Regions from separate parts of the Homo sapiens genome. Here region 2 is linked to region 1. The links are chromatin loops, found by intact Hi-C in ENCODE. Cell type or tissue: PC-9. All regions are shown on one strand. Links, peaks and the distances in the headings refer to the core of each region. The heading gives the core; the rest is flanking DNA.

Region 1 (8,000 bases), core at 1-8,000:
GAGATTTTTTCTTTTCTTTTTTTTTTTTCTTTCGAAGTGGAGTCTTGCTCTGTCACCCAGGCTGGAGTGCAGTGGTGCGATCTCAGCCCACTGCAAACTCTGCCTCTCCCACACTCAAGTGATTCTCAAGCCTTAGCCTCCCAGTAGTTGGGATTATAGGCATGCGCCACCATGCCGAACTAGTTTTTGTATTTTTAATAGAGATGGGGTTTCACCATGTTGGCCAGACTGGTCTCGAACTCCCAACCTCAGGTGATCCCTAAGTGCTGGGATTACAGGTGTGAGCCACCGTGCCTGGCCTGGAGGAGTCATTTTTACCTAAGAGGTTAGGAATGTTGCGATGGAGAAGGTAACTACACTGCTCCTGCCTTGAGAAGTTCAGCACTACTTATAAAGATGATTCTCTTTGCAGCATCTCTTTGAGCTCTTTTTCCAGTAGATCTCTTTCTCTCTCTCTCTCACGCATACGCACGTGCACACGCACACACACACACACACCCTTTCTGTGAGAAATAACATGCACTTGCAATCGGTCTAGTTGGACTAGGGAGGGCAGTCTACCATCACAAAGTGCAGGTAGCTCACTCTAAAGCCAAACAATCTCAATCTACTTCTGTAAAAAGCAGTCATCCTATGTCAGCTCACTGGTTTAGTGGCCGTGGAAAGGAGAGCTTTAGACAAAATAATATAAAGGAAATGGTGTGATTAAGTCTATTTAGACATATGGTCCATAAATTAAAACTGGAAAGCACTTGAAAACATTCACGTTCAACTTTCACTCCCACCAAAAAAAAAAAAAAGTTGGGGAGGAGTGGAAGTAACTCATATCACATTCACTGTTTTAATAAAAACAAAAAAATTAAAACTGATCTTAGACAGTATAGCCTTTTAGGTTATAAATACTGTCAAAAAGATGCATTGTTTGCCTAAGAGTGAAGTACTATGGAACAGAACACTTGAAAATTTTATTTCATGGAGGTCGCAGTTCCTGGAGCACACCCAAGGAAACAGGTGTTTACATACCACGATCCCTGTATTAGAGAGAGAGAGCTTGTTGCAGAGCCCACAAACATATCTGATCAAACAAGGCTACGACGACACTTGGGAGATGGGAAGGAAACAGGTGGAGGGAAGGAAGTGAGAACATGAGAATCTGGTCAGTGAGGTTTTCTCCACCTGGCCACTGCACCCAGCACCTCCCTCACTGTCATCTCCAACCAGTCTGGCCCCAGTATAATTATGTGGCAGGCAAAATCAATTGTCAGGGCTATTCTTCCTCTTTTCTTAGCCCTTGTTGAGATCTTCCCTTCCCTTCCCATCCTGTCAGGGTCTTTCAGACATCAAGAAAGGCATAGATCACTTCCCAGTCTGAGAAGTCCATCATATTTAAAAATGAAGAAATGCCAAAACAGGTTCATAAAAATGGTGGTCTATTTAAGTGCTTACATTTAATATTTTAATTGCATGATCAACTTTTGTCTGGGCTGGAGTGCAGTGGCACGATCACGGCTCACCACAGCCTTGACCTCCTGGGCTCAAGTGATCCTCCTACCTTAGCCTCCCGAGTAACTGGGACTACAGGTGCATGCCACCATGCCCAGGTAATTTTTTGTATTTTTAATAGAGATGGGGTTTTGCCATGTTGCCCAGGCTGGTCTTGAACTCCTGGGCTCAAGCAATCTGGCCACCTCAGCCTCCCAAAGTGCTGGGATTACAACGTGAGCCACCACACCTGGCCATGAACAACATCTTTTAAAACTTCTTTTTTTCCTGTGACTACATACATGGCCTTATTTGAAGATAATATTAAAGTCCAGACCCTTCATAATATAAGGCCTGAGTGAGAAGACAGGGGTTTGGGGTACAGGCAGGCCCTCAAGCTCTCTCTGCCTTCCCGCATATTAAGAACCTACCTTCAGACAAAGATCTAAGTGAAAATGACTGCTAAGGCCCCCCAAATTATCCCTTCATTAGATATTTAAGATTTAAATTGTTAACCTAAGGAATGAACTCCAATATAAAATTTCAGGCATCAGCAACTGAGAGTTCAGCCATTCTAGTATGCTTCAAATAGGAAGTACTGCCTCTATCAATTCACTGGAATTTATATATACATATAATTTTTTTTTAAATAATAAAAATAGAGCCAGGGATGGTGACTCACACCTATAATCCCAGCGCTTTGGGAGGCTGAGGTGGGAGGATTGCTTGAGCCCAGGAGTTTGAGAACAGCCTAGACTACGTAGCGAGACCCTATCTCTACGAAAAATTTTAAAAAATTAGCCATGCATGATGGCATGTACCTGTAGCCCCAGCTATTCAGGAGGCTGAGGGGAGAATTGTTTGATCCCAGAAGTCTGAGGTTACAGTGAGCTAAGATCATGCCACTGTACTCTATCCAGCCTGGGAGACAGAGCAAGACTCCATCTTTAAGAAAATTTTAAATAATAATAATTTAGAAAATAATATATGTGAAGATTTCAAAAGACTCAGGAGATAGGTGAAGAAATTTCTTTTCTATGTTAATATGAAGCATTTGGCACAGATTGTACTTTAAAACAGTAGAGATGGACGCATTCTGTGGCATATCAGTAATAGCTGATATGCTTTGCTCCTGGAGTTGCCATTTTGAGAAAGGTCAAGGATCCTCAGCCATTAGTCACCTAGACACCTGACTGAAGGCCACAAGCATAGTTACAGTTTTTAGGAGGGAGTCAGGAACACAGAGTACAATGACAAGCTTTAATCTAATTCAAGTAGCAAGTATGCAGCACCAACTCACACGGGTGTACACTGTGTGATAATATTAATACATGCTGTTCCAACCCTGTACTCCTACATTTAAAGATCCTACAGACCTCATCCACAAAGTATTCCTTTCCCTGTCCCAACTCTCTTAAAGTACAACATAATGCAAAGTGGACTTCTTGTTCTTATCAAGGCCAAACAGTGATAGTACAGGACACTGCATGAGTACACCCAAAACTAAAAATAAAACCACAAGGATGCAGCTTAAATATATACAATTTCCATTTGTCAATTATATCTCAATAAAGCTAAGGGGAAAACTGAATTTTAAAAAATAACCCACAATGAGTCATATTGAAAACATTCAAAACATTTCAAGGGAAACACCAAACCCTTTGCTAGAGGATGTATACTAGATAACAAAGCCTAAACACACACACACACCCATCATGAGCACACACACACACAAAACCCACAGGCTCACTAAATTCTCTTATTTCAGATTATTGAGATTAGGAGGGTATGCAGCCAGTTTTGACTTCAAATAAAACAGGACTCTGTCCAAGTCAATTGATAACTGAAGGGGAAGCAGCATGTTGGGAAAGAATGGGAGAGGAACAAACGTTACAGCTGCCCAAGCTATATGTTCCTCAAGTCTTGGTAAGTAGTTTATTTTAAAGATGTGTATAAGTCACAATCTTTAAATCCTTTAAAACCTGAATAACCAGTCCTGTTCTTTCTCCCTTCTTCCCTTATTCTCTTGTCAAATCTAGCGTCAGTGCAGATTCTGAGTGTGCAGAGTTCAATCAAGAACTCTGCTACCTCCTGGTCCATCAGCTCCACAGTCCTTCCTCCATCTCATACTAGGGTTGCAGCAGAAATAGACTGAGTATACAAGCAAGAGTGTCTTACAGATACTAGCAGTTTTCAAATGTATGTTGATTCTGTTGTGATGAATAAAATTTTTAAATTATCTTAAAATATTACTAAATTGGCCAGGCGTGGTGGCTAACGCCTATAATCCCAGTATTCTGGGAGGATTGACTGAACCCAGGAGTTCTAGACCCACCTGGACAACATAGTGAGATCCCATCTCTAAAAAAAAAAAAATTTTTTTTTTCTTTTAGTTAGCCAGGTATGGTAGCATGCATGCCTATAGTCCCAGGTACCTGGGAGGCTGAGATGAGAGGATCACCTGAGCCCAGGAGGCTGAGGCTGCAATGAGTTGTGATCACACAACTACATTCCAGCCTAGGTGACATAGCAAGATCCTGTCTCAAAAAATTATATAAAATAAAATAAAATATTATGAAATTCACTGTATCATTTGTTTGTTTGTTTGAAATAGAGTCTCACTTTGTCACTCAGACTAGGGTGCAGTGACATGATCTCCACTCACTGCAATCTCTGCCTCCCAGGTTCAAGCCATTCTCCCACCTCAGCCTCCCAAGTAGCTGGGACTACAGGCACTCCTCACCATGCCCAGCTAATTTCTGTATTTTTAGTAGAGACGGGTTTCCACCATGTTAGCCAGACTGGTCTTGAACTCCTGACCTCAAGTGATCTGCCCACCTTAGCCTCCCAAAAGGCTGGGATTACAGGTGTGAGCCATCGCACCCGGCCTGTATCTTTTTGTTTTTATGCATTTCTTAATCAAGAAATAATTTAAAATCTCACTATTATTATTTTGTTGTTGGTTTTTCTGTTTTTGTTTTTTTTTGAGACATAGTCTTGCTCTGTCACCCAGGCTGAAGTGCAATGGCGTGATCTCAGCTCACTGCAACCTCCACCTCCCAGGCTCAAGCAGTTCTCCTGCCTCAGTCACCCGAGTAGCTGGGCCTACAGGTGTGCAGCATCACGCCCAGCTAATTTTTGTATTTTTGGTAGAGACGGGATTTCACCATGTTGGCTACACTGGTCTTGAACTCCTGGCCTCAAGTAATCCTCCTGCCCTGGCCTCCCGAAGTGCTAGGATTAAAGGCGTGAGCCACCACGCCCAGCCTAAAATTTCACTATTATTACTTAAAGGTCCTTATGCTGAAAAAAAGTAGGCAATCACTGTTCTACAGTAGAATGTAATAAAAGAGTTACAGGCGTGGCAACCTAAACACAAAATGAAGTGATAGATACAATAAGAGGATATTTTTCACTTATGAAGAAAACTGGCAAAAACTAGGATGTAGATTAAAAGAAGAAGAACACAGTCTGGAGAAACAAGCCAACAGCAGGCTAACGTCTATCAACAGTCATTCTAAAAAAAGATAATTAGCAACAAATAATTAACAGAATTCAGAACCCAGAAGAATCACAAACTTGTAACCACCTAACAATATTGCTTTGAAATATGTAGAGCTAACACTGACAATTATAAGAAAAACAGACAGGTCTACAATTAGTATAGGAGATTTTTAACATATATCAATCATAAGCTGATAGTTGAAACAGACAAATTAGGCTATAAAAAATTGGACTAGTAATATTTATATACTGACCTAATTAGTATAAATAGAACTCTATACCCAAGCAAAAGAGAATATACTTTCTTTTCAAGCACACATAAAAACTCACTAGAACTGAGCTGTATGTAACAAAAGAATTTCCAAGAATTGATATCATACCAACCATGTCTTTGGGTACAATACAATTATATTAGAAATATAACAAAAGATATTAAAAAGAATTTTGAAAACTTTAAAAAATAATTTTAAAGAATTTTTAAATTCTCTAATTTAAAAATTAAAGTGGTACATGCCTGTAGTCCCAGCACTTTGGGAGGTGGAGGTGAGTGGATCACCTGAGGTCAGGAGTTCGAGACCAGTCTTACCAACATAGTGAAACCCTGTCTCTACTAAAAATATAAAAATTAGCCAGGCATGGTGGCGGGCACCTGTAATCCCAGCCACTTGGGAGGCTGAGGCAGGAGAATCGCTTGAACCCGGGAGGGAGAGGTTGCAGTGAGCCGAGATCATGTCATTGCACTACAGCCCAGGTGACAAAGCAAGACGCTATCTCAAAAAAGAAAAAAGAAAAGAAAGATTGAACATAAAGACTGAAATATTAAAAATAAGGTATTCAAATAATAAACTTGAGAAAAGTAAATAATAAATATGAGAAAAGAATTTAATGAAATAGATCTTTGTGGGAAAAGCTGGTAAGACAGATAAATCTCTAATAAGAGCGATAAGAAAAAAAGACAAAAGGCAGAAATAAGCAATACTGAATAGGAAATGTGATATAACTAGATACAACAGAGATTTTTAAAAGAATAATTATTATGAATTTTATGCTAATAAATTGGAAGGTTGGATAAAATTGGTAATTTCTTAGAAAAGTATCAGACTACCAAAGTTGACTCACAATGAATTTAGAACCTGATTTAGATAATAAAACAAAACTGAGCGAGTTTCTTTTTAGTCATATCTCTTCCTCCCAAAGACACCACCAGATACAGGGAGTTTTAGATGCAAGTTTTGCCAAACTTTCAAGAGCAGATAATCTTTATCTTACATAACCTGTTTCAAAAACTAGAAAAAGACCTTATTTTATGAAGCTAAAATAACTTTGATACCCAAACTAGAAAAGAACATAAAAAGAAAAGAAAATTACAGATAAAGGTCCCTCATGAGCAAAAATGCAAAATCCTTTTAAAATATTAGCAAATTAAATTCAGCACTATATATATATATATATATATTTTTTTTTTTCATCACAGCCAGGTAGGGTTTATCCTAGAAATGCAAGAATGGTTCATTATCAGCAAATCTATATTCATGTAGTAAACCATAGACTATCTCAACAGAGTAAAGGATAAAAATTGTGTAATCCACTCAACAGATACAGAAAGAAAGGGCATTAAATAAAAACAAGTAATCATGGTCCAATTCAAAAAAAAAAAAGTCTTACTACAGAAGACTACAAATTAGATAAAAAATATCTCTGAGAAAAGCTTAAAAAGTAACTGAAGGGCCAAGCACGGTGGCTCACGCCTGTAATTTCAGCACTTTGGTAGGCCAAGGTGAGCAGATCACCTGCGCTCAGGAGTTTGAGACCACCCTGGGCAAAATGGTGAAACCCCCTCTCTACCAAAATACAAAAAATCAGCTGGGAGTAGTGGTGCACACCTGTAGTCCCAGCTACTTGCGGGGCTGAGGCATGAGAATCGCTTGAGCCCTAGAGGGGGAGGTTGCAGTGAGCTGAGATCACGCTACTGCACTCCAACTTGTGCTACAGAGTGAGACTCCGTCTCAAAAAAAAAAAAAAAAAAAACTAACTGAAGAATTGAATCATTTATTTGGAGAAAATTATTAAGAAACAAAAATTAAGAAGCTATAGAAGAAAAAAAAAGAAGCTATAGAAGGGAGCTAATATGTAATTGAAGTAGGAGTCAGTACTCAATTCCAGAGGCAGGGCGTGGACACTGGACCACATAGAGGACTAGCTAAAGCAGGTCCAGGGTAAAAGCACCTCCCCATAAGACACACCCACCAGGGTGATAGGTCACCTTACCATTGCCACGGCAACACCCAGACGTTACTGCCCCTTTCCATGGCAACAACTGAACAACCTAGTAGCCACCACTTGCATTCTAGAAATTTCTGCACAAATCACCCCTTAATTAGAATATAATTAAAAGTGGGTATAAATATGAATGCAGAACTGCCTCTGAGCTGCTACTCTGGGCACGCTGCCTCTAGGGTAGCCCTGCTCCGCCAGCAGAAATGCCTCTGCTGCTGCTGCTGCTGCTGCTGTACACTGCTGCTTCAATAAAAGTTGCTAACACCACTGGCTAGCTCTTGAATTCTTTCCTAGGAAAAGCCAAGAACCCTCTTGGGATAAACCTCAGTTTTGGGGTTTGCCTGTCCTGCAACATAATCACCAAATGTTTCTTTTTGTTTGTTTTAGGTATTTTCACATATATCATTTCACTCATTTAAACCTCACAATAACTATTATGTTAGAAGAAGAGACTATTGTAAAGAAGAATGAGAAAGTACCTTAGCATACTGGAATGAGCATACTTGGAATCAAACAGTTCAGGGTTAGAATCCTACCTCTGCCATGTATGAACTGAGTAACTTTCAACACCTTACTGAGCTTCTCTTCATCTGAAAAATGAAGTGGACTAAATAACACAACTTAAAATACCCAGCTCATACAAGGTATTTAAGAAATTGAGCAGAGCTCAAGACCAGGCTGGCCAACATGCTGAAATCCCATCTCTACTAAAAATACAAAAATTAGCTGGGCGTGGT
Region 2 (11,924 bases), core at 1,587-9,586, 90 kb after region 1:
GACCTGCAGCCTTTTAACCAATCAACTTGTAAGTACCTACAAGGTAATAAGTACTATGTTCCAGATTTTCTTTGTGTGTTATATGTGTGTGTAACAGCTTTATTGAGATATAGTTTATATGCCCTACAATTCATTCATTTAAAGTATACAGTTTAATGATTTTTAGTATATTCACAGAGTTGTGCAACCAACATCACAATTTTAAAATATTTTCACTACCCAGCAACGGAAATTTCATACTCATTAGCAATAATTCCCCTTTTCTTCCCAGCCCCTACAGTCACTAATCTATTTTCTGTGTCTTTGAATTTACCTATTCTGGACATTTCGTATACATGGCATTATATGCTAAGTGGCTTTTTGTGCCAGACTTCTTTCACTTAGCATGAAGTTTTCAAGGATTGTCCATGTTGTAGCATGTAATCAGTACTCATCCATCTTAAGACTGAATAAAGGCTAGGCGTAGTGGCTCACGCCTGTAATCCCAGCACTTTGGGAGGCCAAAGTGGGCAGATCATGAGGTCAGGAGTTCGAGACCAGCCTAACCAACATGGTGAAACCCCATCTCTACTAAAAATACAAAAATTAGCCGGGCATGGTGGCACGTGCCTGTAATCCCAACTACTCAGGAGGCTCAGGCAGGAGAATCACTTGAACCCAGGAGGCGGAGGTTGCAATGAGCCAAGATCGCACCATTGCACCTAGGCAACAGAGTGAGACTCCATCTCAAAAAGAAAAAAAAAAAGACTGAATAATATTCCATTGTAGGGATGGATCACATTTTGTTTATCTGTTCATCAGTTGATGGGCATTTAGTTGGATGTTTCCATTTTTTGGCTATTGTTAATAAGGCTGGTATAAACATTTGTGTGAAAATTTTCGTGTGGACATGTTTTCATTTCCTTTGGGTATATATGTAGGAGTAGAATTGTTGAGTTACATGGTAACTCTACATTTAACCTTTTGAAGAACTGTCAGACTGTTTTCAAAAATGGCTGCACCATTTTACATCAAGGCTACTTATAACATTTACTTGGTCTGGGGTTAATTGATGTTCCATTTGGCTATGGACTTGGGAACAGGCTTTTGCTGTTCAGGTAAGAAACTTCTGTCAAAGTCAAAGTTTCTCTCTATATCACAATCCAAATTTAGCAATCTAAAAGAGTATGTGTTTTTCCACAGTTTTAAAAAATAAGACTATTAGTATTCTGTCTAGAAAGAAAAAGAGTAATTCTGCTTATCAAGTTTCCAGATTCCTTTAGCCTCTTATGGCACACTTGCCTCTTCTCACCGTAAGTGACTGTGTAGGCCTCAGGGGTAGATGGACTTAGGCACAGTGGTATAAATGAAAGGAGACTGCAATATGTCCTCTCGTCGTAGACCTATGCAGTCCCTGGCTGCCTGCCATAACACAATACCAAAGACTGGGTGGCTTAAGCAATAGGAACTTATTTATCATACTTCTAGAGGTGGGGAACTCCACCATCAAGGTGTTGGCTAATTCAGTTCCCCGGTGAGGGCTCTCTTCCTTGCCTCTTACAGACATCCACCTTCTCGATGTATCCTCACATGTTGTGGGCTGGAGGGAGCGACTGCCAGGGAGCAAGCTCTGTTCTCTGTTCCTCTTCTTATAAGGACACTAATCTCATCATGGGAGCCCTATCTTCATGACCTCATCTAAACCTAATTACCACCAAAAAGCCTCATCTCCAACCAAATACCATCACAATGGGGGTTAGGGCTTTGACAGATGAATTGTGAGGAAACATAAACATTTAGTCCATTACCCCTCCATGTTGCAACAAAGTTTTCCATTTCACTTGAAACAGCATCCCTGTTCACAGCAGTTACAAGTGCAGATGGGCCAATAAATGTCTTATTTTAGTCACTCACACCTAAGCATAAATTAGTTTTCTTTTCTTTTTTTTTTTTCTTTTTTTGAGATGGAGTTTCACTCTTGTTGCCCAGGCTAGAGTGCAACGGCTTGATCTTGGTTCACTGCAACCTCCGCCTCCCAGGTTCAAGTGATTCTCCTGCTTCAGCCTCCCAAGTAGCTGGGATTACAGGCACCCGCCACCACGACCAGCTAATTTTTTGTATTTTTAGTAAAGACGGGGTTTCACCATGTTGGCCCGGCTGGTCTTGAACTCTTGACCTCAGGTGATCCGCCCGCCTCAGCCTCCCAAAGTGCTGGAATTACAGGCGTGGGCCACTGCACCTGGCCTCTGAGCATAAATTAATACAAGCTTTCCTGTTCCTCTTAATCTCTGTTTAAGTACAATCAGCACAAACTAAGGGGTTCTGATAGTGGAGAAGGTACTGAAAAAGGATAGGAAAGGAGTAATTTTAGGGTCAATCTAGAATGTGCTACATGCATTACTTTGATTAGGTTATTTACTCCTCATAACAACTACATGAGCTAAGCACTATTATTTTTACTCAGAAAGAAAGGAAAAGGCTCAAAAAGTAACTTACTGAAGGCCATTTAGCAGATTGTATGTGTAGTGCTGGGATTTTACCCTAAATTTACTTAATTCTAGAGAATCAGAGCATCCTCCTTCTATCCTGAGTTGAGAGCCAACTCGGGCTGGGAAGGAGGTAGAGAGGGTAGGGGTGTATGCAAAAGCCAAACTTTGTCTTTTCTACACATTTTTTTCATGTCCCTGGTTGTCACAACCACTTGCTGGCAGCACCCCCGCCCCTCAGTGGTTTGGCTGTGCAGAAGTGCTAATAAGTCCCTAAATGCTTTCCAGCTTAGTGGAGCTACTGTACTCCCCTAAGTGAGGACGGCGGCAACAGTTGCTAACTGGGCCACACACACTCTGGCAAAACTTCCTTATTTGGAAAAGTCTTTTCCATCCTATTTGGGCAGAAAGAATACAATCTCACATTTAAGATAAACAAAATGCCTTGACCTACATCAGAAGGGGCACTCGAAAACACTAAAACCCAGCCAAACACCAAAAAGATCCGGTATATTCCTAGCTACTTCCCTTCAAGTGGAAGGTGGTGGGGGCAGGGCAATGCTCAGAGAGTTAAAAGAACATTCACGAATTCCTTTTTCTTTAACCCCAGAAGCTGTTCTAGTTAGCAATAAGCTTTGAATCTCAGTTATATGGAATTTAGCACACTTTTTACTAGAGTTAAGAAAATACACATTTTTAGATTGTTCATATCATTGAAGTTGGAAGAGGCCTGAGTGGCAGGACAGTATACTTCCTTGGGTATGATTTAGCATTGCTTTTAATACCCTGAGGAGAGGTTACATTTGAAAATACAAGACCAAGTAGGTATTTGCAGGGTGGGCCAGTGGGATCGACCTGAGTGTCCGCTCCTGTCACTCTTGGAAACTGTGACCAGCAGCAGCTTGTTAGAAAGATGAAAAGAGAAAACTTAAGTCTCAACTCTCCCCTTGCAGGGTGAACTTGGGCAAATGACTTAACCTCTCTGGGCCTCAGTGTGCTGGTGTCTGAAGAGGAGTTGACTAAATGACCTCCAACGGCCTTCCCTGTATTGGGGCATTCTTTTTATTTTTGAAACGGAGTCTCACCCAGGCTGGAGTGTAGTGGTGCAATCTCGGCTTACTCCAACCTCTGCCTCCTAGGTTCATGCGATTCTCCTGCCTCAGCCTCCGAGGAGCTGGGATTCAAGCGTGCACCACCATACTTGCCTAATTTTTGTATTTTTTTTTTTTTTTTTAGTAGAGATGGGGTTTCACCATGTTGCCCAGGCTGGTCTCAAACCCTGAGCTCAGGCAACCCGCCTGCCTTGGCCTCCCAAAATGCTGGGATTACAGGTATGAGTCACCACGCCTGGCCCCTTCCCAGTATGGGCATTCTATTTTGTGATTTCCATGATTGTGGAAAGGGCTTCTCTAGGCTTGGGTATGCAAAAGAACACATGGGTTTCCAGTGCCCTCTAGACCCACCCTGACTTCCCTCTTGGTCCTTTTGCTCCCTCAGCCCTTCCAGAGCTCAGCCCTTCCTGGGTCCTGGAGCGAACCCCTAAAAGCCCCATTGGTATGCAAAGCATAAGAAGCCTAATACCCTCCATACCTGAAGTCTGCTGTCACCACCTGGCCCCGGGTGATGATGATGAATTAAATCAGATAAAATAACTCTTATTGATATTAGCTAACATGTAACCCCCTTCCCCACAAAAATACCTTAAGAATAATTTGAATATATGTGCTTCCCCGTGAAAGGTCCTAAAATCTGCATTCCTCATTTCTTTTTTCTTTTTTTTTGAGATGGGGTCTCCCTCTGTCACCCAGGCTGGAGTGTAGTGGTGCGATCTCGGCTCACTGAAACGTATGCCTCCTGGGTTCAAACGATTCTCCCACCTCAGCCTCCTGAGTACCACCACAGCCCAGCGAATTTTTGTATTTTTAGTAGAGATGGGATTTCACCATATTGGTCAGGCTGATCTCGAACTCCCGACCTCAGGAGATCCACCCGCCTCGGCTTCCCAAAGTGCTGGGATTACAGGCATGAGCTACTGCGCCCGGCCTGCATTCTTCATTTCTGTGGGAAGGAGAGTGTTGATTGAATGGGCTTCCTGTGCCCCTCAAATTGCTTGAAAGTTAGGCTGCTTTCTCTGATCAGGGAAACTTGGAGAAGTTGTGTTATCTTGGCAGGAATATTGCAAAATCAAGATGGATATTTTGTTTTCTTCTGCATTAATCTGCAGCTAATGCCAGTGAACATTATCTGTGTTTAATTACATTCGCTAACCAACTGACACAACTTCCCCTGGGAAGAAGCTTATCCGACTCTGACTCATGCTTTACAACATGTTGGATTTGAGGAAATGGATAATATACGCCCTGCTGGCTTTGGAATTTTAAACAGAAACCCACATGCCGCCGAGTCTCCGGCTTACTCCCAAATATGGGAGAATCTGTGCCCCAGCAAGGGTGCAGGAGGCATGCTCAGTGTGACAAAAGGCAAAACCTGTGGTGTGTGCGGGGAGGGCCAGAGCCAGCAGCCACTTAAAGGAGAAGGAACAACTGCAGGGAAGGGAAGGGAGGCCAACATCCCAAGGCACTTTTCTAGAGTTAGCTTGATTATGTCATGGTAGTGAATGTCTGATTGAAAGTAAAACGTATCCCCAGCATCAGGGGCCAAAGAGGGACTGACCTTTAGAGGCGTTTAGAGCAGTACTCACAGGCACAGCACTTCTGAATTGGACGAGATGATACAAGCCTTGTGCTGGGCTAGCTGGGTCACCCTGAACCAGGTGAGAAACCTCCTGGTAGCCAGGGTGCCCCAGGATTCTCTAAGAAATAGAGCTGTCCCAGAACACAGCGATTGGGGTCATTTTTCTTGTGTCTGAACCAGGAGGGAGGGGGCAGTATTCCACCTCCCCCTCCTGCTATGGCTGAGCCCCTCCACCCCCGCAAACTCTCTTCCCTTCTGTGCCGTCCTTGTGCTTCTTCTCCTTAAAAAACCTTTATTGGGGCTGGGCACAGTGGCTCATGTCTGTAATCCCAGCACTTTGGGAGGCTGAGGCCGGTGGATCACCTGAGGTCAGGAGTTCGAGACTAGCCTGGCCAACATGGTGAAACCCCGTGTCTACTAAAAATAAAAAAATTAGCTGGGCATGGTGGTGCAGTTGCCTATAATCCCAGCTACTCTGGAGGGTGGGGCAGGAAGAACTGCTTGAACCCAGGAGGCAGAGGTTGCAGTGAGTCACGATTGTCCCACTGCACTCCAGCCTGGGCCACAGAGTGAGACTCTGTCTCAAATAAAAATAAAAAAAAAAGGCTGGGCTCAGTGGCTCATGCCTGTAATCCCAGCACTTTAGGAGGCCAAGGCGGCGGATCACCTGAGTTCGGGAGTTCGAGACCAGCCTGACCAACATGGAGAAACCCCGTCCCTACTAAAAATACAAAATTAGCAGGGCGTGATGGCGCATGTCCGTAATCCCAGCTACTTGGGAGGCAAGGCAGGAGAATCACTTGAATCCCAGAGGTGGAGGTTGCGTTGAGCCGAGATTGCTCCATTGCACTCCAGCCTGAGCAACAAGAACAAAACTCCATCTCAAAAAGAAAAGAAAAGAAAAACAACCCAATGATATAAAAATATAATAATAATCATTCCCATTTAAAGCATTTTCTTTGCATCAGACACCATACTAAAGCACTTAATGTGCATCATTTTGGCCAGGGGCCATGGCATATGTCTATAATCCCAAAGCTTTGGCAGGCCAAGGCAAGAGGATGGCTTTAGGCTAGAAGGTTGAGACAAGTCTGGGCGACATAGTGAGACCCCATCCCTACAAAAAGCAGAAAAAATTTGCCAGGCATAGTGGCACATGTCTATAGTCCCAGCTACTGAAGAGGATGAAGCAGGAGGATTGCTTGAACCCAGGAATTCAAGACTGCAGTGAGCTATGACGGGGCACACCACTCAAGCCTGGGTGACAGAGCCAGACCCTAACTCTTAAAAAAAAATGCATAGTTTAATTCAAACTTCTCAATATCCCTATGAAGTAAGTATATTATCATCCTTATTTACAGGTAAGAACATTAAAATTCATACAAGTGAAGTAAGTTGCCCAAGACCACACAGCTAGTACATGCAAAGCTGAGATTTAAACCCAGGTGGTAGGCTGGGCGCCGTGGCTCACGCCTGTAATCCCAGCACTTTGGGAGGCCAAGGCGGGCAGATCACTCGAGGTCAGGAGTTTAAGACCAACCTGGCCAACATGGTGAAACCCTGTCTCTACTAAAAATACAAAAAAATTAGCCAGGCGGGTCGTGGGCGCCTGTAATCTCCGCTACTCAGGAGGCTGAGGTGGGAGAGTTGCTTGAACCCAGGAGGTGGAGGTTGCAGTGAGCTGAAATCATGCCACTGTACTCCAGCCTGGGTGACAGAGCAAGACTGCATCTCAATAAAAAATAAAAATAAAAAATAAACCCAGGTGGTTGCTCTCCAAAGGTTGTGTGCGTCAGCTACATGTGCTGCCTTGAGAGGTACAAGAAATAGAAAAATATCAACTGCAACCCACTACTTAAAGATAATCATTGTTATCATGCTTCCAGACCTCTCTTTATACACATATGCCTGGTTTTATCCTGATTTCAGTAGAATAAAATCTAGGGTTGGTTAAACCTCCAGAAAGAGAGTGAATGAATTGTCCAGTGCAATTTATCCGATTTCTCCTCTCCTTTAAAAGCTCTAGCTCAAGGAATCTGCACTTGGGACTGAGTCCACTCTCCTGGTCTCCAAGAGGCTCAGGTGTTTTGCTGGATGCACCATCCCAAGCACACAGTAAGCACTCAATAAATTCTCTCCAATTGCATTGTGAGGGACAGGTTCTTCTGTCAGGGAGCATAGCTTCTGCTCCCACGAGCATATTTAAGAGTTGCAAGGCTGGACACGATGGCTCACAGTACTCTGGGAGTATTGTGGGAGGCCAAGGTGGGCGGATCACCTGAGGTCGGGAATTCGAAACCAGCCTGGCCAACATGGCGAAACCCCAACTCTACTAAAAATACAAAAATTGGTTGGGCGCAGTGGCTCACACCTGTAATCCCATCACTTTGGGAGGCCGAGGCGGGCGGATCGCCTGAGGTCGGGAATTCCAGACCAGCCTGACCAACATGGAGAAACCCTGTCTCTACTAAAAATACAAAATTAGCAGGGCGTGGTGGCACATGCCTGTAATCCCAGCTACTTGGCAGATCGAGGCAGGAGAATCGCTTGAACCTGGGAGGCGGAGGTTGCAGTGAGCCAAGATCGCACCATTGCACTCCAGCCTGGGCGACAAGAGTGAAACACCATCTCAAAAAAGCAAAACAAAACAAAACAAACAAACAAAAAACAAAAATTAGCCAGGTGTGGTGGCACATGCCTGTAATCCCAGCTACTTGGGAGGCTGAGGCATGAGAATCGCTTGAACCCGGGAGGTGGAGGTTGCAATGAGCCCAAATGGTGTCACTGCACTCCAGCCTGGGCAACAAAGTGAGACTCTGTCTCAAAAAAAAAAAAAAAAAAAAAAAAAAAAAAAGCCGGGCGCGGTGGCTCATGCCTGTAATCCCAGCACTTTGGGAGGCCGAGGCGGGCGGATCACGAGGTCAGGAGATCGAGACCATCCTGGTTAACACGGTGAAACCCCGTCTCTACTAAAAATACAAAAAATTAGCCGGGCGAGGTGGTGGGCGCCTGTAGTCCCAGCTACTTGGGAGGCTGAGGCAGGAGAATGGCGTGAACCCGGGAGGCGGAGCTTGCAGTGAGCCGAGATCACGCCACTGCACTCTGGCCTGGGCGAAAGAGCGAGACTCCGTCTCAAAAAAAAAAAAATAAAAAAAAGCGTTGTGGGTTCTTTTGCCCCTCCAGATGGTGCTGGTGCTGGAGCCAAGTAAAGAACCACTTGCCCCAGTGAGCCTAGAAGACACAGGCATGCCATCACTCAGAGAGCAAAACTGATCCTACTACTGTAGTCCCATTTAAAGCCCTTGGTGCATTTATAATCCTGTCTTTCTCATGGCTGCTGATGAGGAGGGAAGCTTTGGGGACAAAGATGGACACAGGCCAGGTTGTATATGTGTATTCTGGGAGTTGGGGGAGCGAAGTTACTGTAGCAAAACCTGGATTCAATGGCACTTCTGGACCTCACAGGAGCTCCTGTCATCTGGGCCAGCCTAGCTTCAGGGGGATGGAGAACCACCCTTAGCTAATGGAGGGGCTCACTTTAAAGGGCAGTGGCATTTCCCTGCCTGGTCATGAAACCTTAGCTGAGCAAGCAGAGCGAATGCTTGTCACATCAAGGCAGGCCATGACAGAAGCTAGTTAGGGACTCAGGGAAACCCATCTTTCCTTCCCACTTCCCACTAACCAGCACTTCCCTGCCACACACACACAAGCACATACTTTCTCTGGAAAAAAAAAAAGATATCACAAAATGCTAAATTTTGTTATGTGTATTTTACTACAATTTGTAAAAACCAGGTTCAAGGTAGGCTGCAGTGGCTCACGCCTGTAATCACAGCACTTTGGGAGGCCGAGGTGGGCAGACCATGAGGTCAGGAGTTCGAGACCAGCCTGGGCAATGTGGTGAAACCCTGTCTGTACTAAAAAATACAAAAAAATTAGCCAGGCATGGTGGCACACGCCTGTAGTCCCAGCTACTCAGGAGGCTGAGGCAGGAGAATTACTTGAACCCAGGAGGCGGAAGTTGCAGTGAGCTGAGATCATGCCACGGCACTCCAGCCTAGGCGACAGAGCAAGACTCTGTCTCAAAAAAAAAAAAAACTCAAAAAACCAGGTTCAATACCAAACCAGGTTCAACATTCTATTCTCTTTCCTTGTCCCTACATCTATGTATTCCCCAGTTGTTTCTCCAAACACTGTAATACACATTTTTGTATTTGATCCCCTCAACTTGTGGTATAATGAGTAGTTATTGTTAGTTACCAGAACCAGGGACTACTAATTTTTTCTTTTAATTAACTTTTTGTTGGTATAACATATATACAGAAAAGTGCACAAACCATATACAAATTACATAAATATCTATAAATTTGCAAAAGGCAAAACACTCCCGAGTGACTAATACCTAAAGGAAGGAACAGAACATCGCGAGCACCCCAAAAGCCCCCTCTTGACACCTTCTAGTCACTAATCTCCCAAGGGTAATTCTTATCCATGGGTGAACAGCATAGATTAATTTTACCTATTTTTGAACTTGACATAAATGGAACCATCAGTATATGCTCTTCTGTGTCTGATATCTTCCATGTAATATTATGGTTGTGATAGTCATCCATGTGGTTGTGCTTAGTGATACATTATTTATTCCCGTTGCTGTGTAGCACTCCATTGTATGAATTCACCATGATTTATTTATCCATTCTATTGTTGGTGGACATTTGAATTGTTTCTGTTCTTAGCTTTTACATATAGTGCCACTATGAACATTGTTTTTTCGTGTTTTTTTTGGTGACAGAATCCCGCTCTGTCGCCCAGGCTGGAGTGCAGTGGCGCGATCTCGGCTCGGCTCACTGCAAGCCCTGCCTCCTGGGTTCACGCCATTCTCTCGCCTCAGCCTCCTGAGTAGCTGGGACTACAGGCGTCTGCAACCACGCCTGGCTAATTTTTTGTATTTTTAGTAGAGACAGGGTTTCACCATGTTAGCCAGGATGGTCTCGATCTCCTGACCTCGTGATCCACCCGCCTCGGCCTCCCAAAGTGCTTGGATTACAGGCGTGAGCCACCACACCCAGCCAAACATTCGTATAGATGTTTTTATGTATATGAACATGCATTTTTTTAGAAACGTAATTGCTTATCACACCTTTTGCATATGTTCCACTTTGATAGTTGTCAAATGGTTTTCTAAACTGGCAATTTACATTCTCACTAGCCACATGTGAAAGTTCCAGTTGCTCTATGTCCTCACCAATACTGTGTTGTCTGTCTTTTTCATTTTAGCCATTCTGGTGAATGTACAAGGATATCTTATTGTATTTTAACTTGCATTTTCTTGCCAATTAATGAATTGGTGTCTTTTTGTATATTTATTAGCCATTTGGGTATTTTGAGATGTTTTAAAGGGTGTTCTTTCTCCTGGTTATGAAAATAATACATGCTGAGGTGGGTGAATCACTTGAGGTCAGGAGTTTGAGACGAGCCTGGCCCACATGGTGAAACCCTATCTCTACTAAAAAATACAAAAATTAGCCAGGTGTGGTGGCATGCACCTGTAATCCCAGATACCCAGGAGACTGAGGCAGGAGAATCACTGGAACCCGGGAGGTGGAGGTTGCAGGGAGCCCAGATAGTGCCACTGCACTCCAGCCTGGGTGACAGAGTGAGATTCTGTCTCAAACAAACAAACAAACAAAACCATGCTAATTGAAGAAGGTTTGGCAAATACATAGTGGCTTTGTACTATGTCAGTTTAGCTAAACTGAAACTATGTTTTTCAGAATTTCTTTCTCTGTATGGTTCTGGGCTAGGGTTGGCCACAGAAAATTTGCACAAGATTGGAGGGCAGAGGTGAAGCAAACATGCTTATGCTCAGAAGGTCAGTGTAGAGGCAGGTGCCGTTCTAACTTATGGTATCTCAGATCTGCTAGCTCACCCTGTGGCCATGGGATAGACTTGAGCCTACATCTCCTTCAGCTCCCATGACAGATCTTCCTTCAGCATTTTCAGTCCCTGAGTCAGGTCTGTGTTCAGCTTTATGATGAAGGTTCAGCAATTCCTGCAGGTCGCCCACATAATTGAAGTAGGAAGTTTTAGAGGCAGTGAGACATTGATACAGGCTCTATTTCATCCTGTGGGTGCCCTCTGGTTCTTTTGGACTCCCACTGGTCCTTACTGTCCCATACTTCATGTCTACCTGTTATTTCTGACTTCAGTCCCAGCACCAGAAACAGAAGCAACTGTTGTATACAAACTGCTTAACCAGTTCCCACATTGCATAACACCAAAACCCCACAAGAAACATCTTACTCTATGCCGTGCCTGATAATTCTGCTTCTCTAATTAAGCCTTGACCAATAATAGGCATTAAGAAGTAAACCATGGCCAAGCACAGTGACTCACGGCTGGAATCCCAGCACTTTGGGAGACCAAGGCGGGTGGATCGCCTGAGGTCAGGAGTTTGAGACCAGCCTGACCAACATGGTGAAACCCCATCTCTACTAAAAATACAAAAATTAGCCAGGTGTGATGGTACACGCCTGTAGTCCCAGCTACTCAAGAGGCTGAGGCAGGAGAATGGCTTGAACCCAGGAGGCAGAGGCTGCAGTGAGCTGAGATCACACCACTGCACTCCCGTCTGGGGTGACAGAGTCAGGATCCGTCTCAAAAAAAAAGGAAACCAGGCCAGGCACAGTGGCTCACATCTGTAATCCCAGCACTCTGGGAGGCCGAGGAGGGAGGATAACCTGAGCCTATGAGTTCAAGACCAGC

Evidence for each region. A loop is a pair of places that touch in the nucleus more often than their neighbours do. Peaks named below come from ENCODE experiments on the same cell type or tissue, not always from the same donor. Only the 100,000 strongest peaks of a DNase experiment are listed, where the experiment ranks them.
Region 2: a loop joins it to region 1, with 8 times the contacts of the local background. A loop is called at or near these places in 7 of 110 quality-filtered maps.

What each region holds. Positions count from the first base shown.
Region 1 is chr10:74,051,389-74,059,388 of GRCh38, reverse strand. All of the region lies in intron 2 of VCL (vinculin), which reads right to left. Among named protein-coding and RNA genes, the nearest start is that of VCL, 57 kb to the right of the region's middle. In PC-9, for the core only: CTCF peaks have their summits at 607 and 824; DNase peaks (open chromatin) are centred at 2,688 and 3,228; H3K4me3 peaks cover 1,290 bases; H3K27ac peaks cover 5,089 bases.
Region 2 is chr10:73,959,228-73,971,151 of GRCh38, reverse strand. No RefSeq gene overlaps it. Among named protein-coding and RNA genes, the nearest start is that of VCL, 33 kb to the left of the region's middle. RefSeq lists silencers at 2,567-2,861, 4,747-5,041, 10,967-11,261 and enhancers at 3,406-3,990, 3,991-4,576, 4,577-5,161, 3,183-7,053. In PC-9, for the core only: no CTCF peak of the experiment used is centred there; DNase peaks (open chromatin) are centred at 4,021 and 4,861; H3K4me3 peaks cover 633 bases; H3K27ac peaks cover 4,124 bases.